2 separate regions of the Homo sapiens genome follow, and region 2 is linked to region 1. The links are chromatin loops, found by intact Hi-C in ENCODE. Cell type or tissue: heart right ventricle. All regions are shown on one strand.

Region 1 (2,500 bases):
CTTTTGGCTTTCCAACTTACATAACCATATCATTTGTGAATAATTACTGTTTTCTGTTTTTCTTCGCAATTCTTACACCTTTTTCTTTTCTTCACTGGCTGGGATTTCTGGCATGTTGTTGAATAGAGATAGGAGACGTCATTGTCTTTTCCCATCTCAAAGGGAAATCTTTCAACTTTTCATTGTTAGGCATGATGTTGTCAAGCACACTTACACAAGACAAGGCAAGGCTAAGACCTTGCCTGTCTGATTTGACTGGCAAAGACACAGAGAGCCTCTTTAGACTCAGACAGTTTATCTGTTACATAGTCGGCAGAAAGAAGAATAAGCCAAAGGTTCCTGCTCCCTGTGATCTTTGTCCCACATACCAAAAAGGATAACACCACAACAAAAGGGGCTGATGCCTGCAGTGTGAGCTGGGGGATACTCTGTTGATGAGGAGCCTATTCTAGGCTGCTGCTAAGTGGTTTTGTATTCTACAGCGCTGTTCTAAGTTAGGCAGGGCTGAAGGTTCAATGCCTTGTCAGAACCCAGGATGCCATGAGAAACTGTCTCATGGCAGCTTCTAAGGAAGATAGGGAAGAGGTGACCTGGGAGAGCTCCATATAGGCCTTCCACCATCTCCTGTTATGGGAGGATCACAGGGCATTCCTCCAAGACTCAGATAAGCTGCAGGTCACCAGAACACCATGGTGGAACTGTTTCCCTACAGATGTTTGTTATAGTTGCTTTTGCACATGTCCTTTATTAGATTAAGAAAGTTTCCTCCTATACCTAGATTTTTATTCATTAGTAAATGTTAAAATGTGTCCAGTGTGTTTCGTATCTATTGGATGCTTCCCCCCCTTTCAACCCATTATTATGGCCAGTTACATGGATTTAAAAATTCATTTCTGCTGGTTAATAAATTTCTTTCTTTTTTTCTTTCTCTTTTTTTTTTTTTTTTTTTTTTTGAGACGGAGTCTTGCCCTCTCGCCCAGGCTGGAGTGCAGTGACGTGATCTCGGCTCACTGCAACCTCCGCCTCCTGGGTTCAGACAATTCTCCTGCCTCAGCCTCCCAAGTAGCTGGGATTACAGGTGCCCACCACCACACCCAGCTGATTTTTGTATTTTTAGCAGAGATGGGGTTTCACCGTGTTGGCCAGGCTGGTCTCAAACTCCTGACCTTGTGATCCAACCGCCTTGGCCCCCCAAAGTGCTGGGATTACAGGTGTGAGCCACCATGCTCAGCTGGTTAACACATTTCTAAGCATTTTTTTCCTTTGAAAGATTTTACTTACTTGAAAAAAAATTGCTGTTGATGACTTTCTTTTCTCTGGCTGCCTGCCTTTTTCTGTGTGTGTGTGTGTGTGTGTGTGTGTGTGTGTGTGTGTGTGTATAAATTTTTTTTTTCTCATTGTTCATATAGAATTCAGGTATAGAATTCAGGTTGCTGAACTTTTCAAGGAAGAAAGACCGTATTTAACTTCTGATTCATCATTAAGAAGTTATTAATGGTCCCAGAGACTCATAGGGGTTTCTTCTGAAGTAAGAAGAAGCCATGTTTTACATCTTCAGATGCCACGTAGGTGACTTTTCTACCTTCATGGTAGTATTCACTTTACTTTCATTAAAGGCAAGTAATTTTGAGTACTTCAAATTAGTTCCCATCCCTTTTCTAAACTTTAAACATTTTTAAAGAAATCTTTATTTATTTTCACCTGGGGTTTCACTCTGTCACCCAGGCTGGAGTGCGGCAGTGCTATCATGGCTTACTACAGCCTCGACCTCCCAGGCTCAAGCGATCCTCTTGCATCAGCCTTCGAGTAGCTGGGACTGCAGGAGTGCACCACCACACCCAGCTAATTTTTTGTAGAGATGGGGTTTTGCCATGTTGCCCAGGCTGGTCTCAAATTCCTGAGCTTAAGTCATCTACCCACCTTGGCCTCCGAGTGTTGGGATTACAGGCATGAGACACCATACCTGGCCCCTTTTCTAAACTTTTATATGAAATTTAGGCTGAACCTTTGCTTGACGTTATTCTCCCTTGCATTTAGATATAAAGTTATTAAACAGAAAAAGTTACTGAAGGTAGATAATTATTGGCTATTTCATGTGATTTTTCTGGTGGTTACTGTAGTCAATTTTATAGTATTGCCAAGTTTCTGAATCCATTCTGAATAATGTGATTGTTTATTCTTATGCTTTGGGCCTGATAATTTTTGTAGAGCAGCAGTTCTTATCTGGTTTCCTGTTATTTTTAAAATAAATTAATTGAAAATGGGCATAAATTATTTGTTAAGTTTGAACTTGACAAATGCAGGTAAAGTATAATGATATTATATTTCTTCTGTACAGCAAGTATATACATGTATATTTTAAATCATCAATCAGGATTTCCTTCCAAAGTTCAGAATTAGGTTTTGATTCTTAACAGTTTATATTAAAATTCTTATTATTATTACTTTTTTTTTGAGATTCTTAACAGTTTATATTAAAATTCTTATTACTTTTTTTTTT
Region 2 (2,500 bases), 60 kb after region 1:
TTTTCACCATTTTGGCTAGGCTGGTCTCGAACTGCTGACTTCAGGTGATCTACCTGCCTTGGCCTCCCAAAGTGCTGGGATTACAGGTGTGAGCCACCGCACCTGGCTTATTCCTTCATTTTCTATGTGTGTTTTTACATGTGAAGTGAGTTTCTTGTAGACAGCATATAGTTGAGTCTTTTTTTAAAAAAAAATCCACTCATTCAGCCTATATCTTTTAATTGGGGAATTTAAACCATGTACATTCAAGATTGTTCTTGATATGTGAAGGCTTACTCCTGTCATTTTGTTGTTTTCTGATTGCTTTGTATATCCTATGTTCCTTTTTTCCTCTCATTGTTTATCCTTGCTGTTTGGTGGTATTCTGTAGTGATAACATTTGACTAGTTTCTCTTTCTCATTTGTATATTTGCTTTGCCAGTGAATTTTATACTTTTATGTGTTTTCGTGATGATACATATTATTCTTTCCCTTCCAGATGTAAGACTCTCTTCAGCATTTTGTATGGCTGGTTTAGTGGTGAATTTTTTCAGTTTTCATTTGTCTGTGAAAGACTTTATTTCTCCTTCATTTCTGAAAGATAGCTTTGCTGGGTATAGTATTCTTGGCTAACAATTTTTTTGCTCCCCACCCCCTTCATTCAGCAGTTTGAATATATCATTTCATTCTCTCCTGACTTGTAAAGTTTCTGCTGAGAAATCTGCCATTAGTCTGATGGAGATTCCCATACATGTGACTTGAGGATTTTCTCTTGCTGTTTAAAAAACTTTTTTTTTTTTTTTGAGAGACATTATTCTGTTTCCCAGGCTGGATTGCAGTGGCTAGTCACAGGCACAATCATGTCTCACGACAGCCCTCCAACTCTTGGCCTCAAGCAATCCTACCCACTCAGCCTCCTGAGTATTCTCTTGCTGTTTTCAGAATATTCTTTTTTATTACTGTGATTATTATTATTTTTAGAGATAGGGTCTTGCTCCATTGCCCAGGCTGGTGTGTGATGGTTCAGTCATAGCTCACTGCAGCCTTGAACTCCTGTGTTCAAGTGATCTTGCCTCAGCTTCTTGAATAGCTAGGACTACAGCTAAAAGATTGGCCATCCCTGGCTACTTTTTACATTTTTTGTATAGATAGGGTCTTGCTATGTTGCCCAGGCTTGTGTCAAACTCCTGGCCTCAAAGAATCCTCCCGCCTGGCCTCCCAAAGCATTGGGATTGCAGGAGTTAGCCACCGTGTTCAGTGTAGAATTCTGTTTTTATCATTTACTTTTGACAACTTGGCAATAATGTACCTTAGAGAGGACTTTCTTTGGGCTGAATATGTTTTGGGATCTGTGAATACCAAAGATTCGAGGGATATATGCCTGTATCTCTGCTGAGACTTCGGAAGTTTTCCGCTATTATTTCATTAAACAGGTTGTCTATGCCATTTACCATCTCTTCTGAAATTCCCAAAGTGCAAGTAGTTGTTCACTTAATGGTGTCCCATATGCCATGTGGGCTTTATTCTTTTTTATCCTCTCTTCTTTTTCTTCTGAGTTTTTTCTTTTTTTTTCTTTTTCTTTTTTTGAGGCAGAGTCTCGCTCTGTTGCCCAGGCTGGAGTGCAGTGGCACGATCTTGGCTTACTGCAACCTCCGCCTCCTGGGTTCAAGTGATTCTGCTGCCTCAGCCTCCTGAGTAGCTGGGATTACAGGTGTGCACCATCACACCCAACTAATTTTTGTATTTTTAGTAGAGGGAGGGTTTCACCATGATGGCCAGGCTGGTCTCAAACTCCTGACCTCAGGTAATCTGCTCACCTCGGCCTCCCAAAGTGCTGGGATTACAGGTGTGAGCCACCGCGCCCAGCCCTGTCTGAGATTTTGCAAAAGACCTGTCTTCAAGTTCAGAAAATCCGCTTGATGTAGTCTATTCTATTTTTTATTTCACTCATTGAATTCTTTAATTTCACAATTTGTTTGTTTGTTTGATATATATCTCCTTGTTGAATTTTTCACTGATGAATTGTTTTCCTATTTCTTTGTACCGTTTGTGTGTGTGTGTGTGTGTGTGTGTGTGTGTGTGTGTGTGTTTGTATATTGCTGAGTTTCCTTAAGATCATTATTTTTCATTTTTTTCAGGCATTTCAGAGATTTCTTTTTTTGGGGCGGGGGGGGACGGATTTCTTCCTAGAGAATTAATTGAGTTTCTTTTGAGGTGTTGTATTTCCCTTGCTTTTTTATGTTTCTTGTGTCTACTTTGGCATCTGTGCATCTGGTGCAGCAGCTGCTCCTTCCAATTTTATGGAGCAGCTTTTGTGCAGAAATACTTTTTCCTGCAGGTATATCTACAGTATTGGCTGGATAACGTGCTTTGGCCGTACAATAGAGTAGTATTCAGCCATGAAAAGGAATGAAGTTCTGATACATGCTGCAGTGTGGATATACCTCCAAAACTTTATCCTGACTGAAAGGAGCCAGATACAAAAGATCACTTATTGTATGGTTCCGTGTATATGTAATAT

The links. Hi-C counts contacts between places; a loop is a spot of excess contacts. Peaks named below come from ENCODE experiments on the same cell type or tissue, not always from the same donor. Only the 100,000 strongest peaks of a DNase experiment are listed, where the experiment ranks them.
Region 2: it touches region 1 in a loop (1.8-fold over the local background); 11 of 110 quality-filtered maps call a loop at or near these places.

What each region holds. Positions count from the first base shown.
Region 1 is chr12:1,003,472-1,005,971 of GRCh38, forward strand. The region is part of intron 1 of ERC1 (ELKS/RAB6-interacting/CAST family member 1); the gene reads left to right. Among named protein-coding and RNA genes, the nearest start is that of ERC1, 13 kb to the left of the region's middle. In heart right ventricle, no CTCF peak of the experiment used is centred here; no DNase peak of the experiment used is centred here; H3K27ac peaks cover 1,290 bases.
Region 2 is chr12:1,063,454-1,065,953 of GRCh38, forward strand. All of the region lies in intron 2 of ERC1 (ELKS/RAB6-interacting/CAST family member 1), which reads left to right. Among named protein-coding and RNA genes, the nearest start is that of ERC1, 73 kb to the left of the region's middle. In heart right ventricle, no CTCF peak of the experiment used is centred here; no DNase peak of the experiment used is centred here.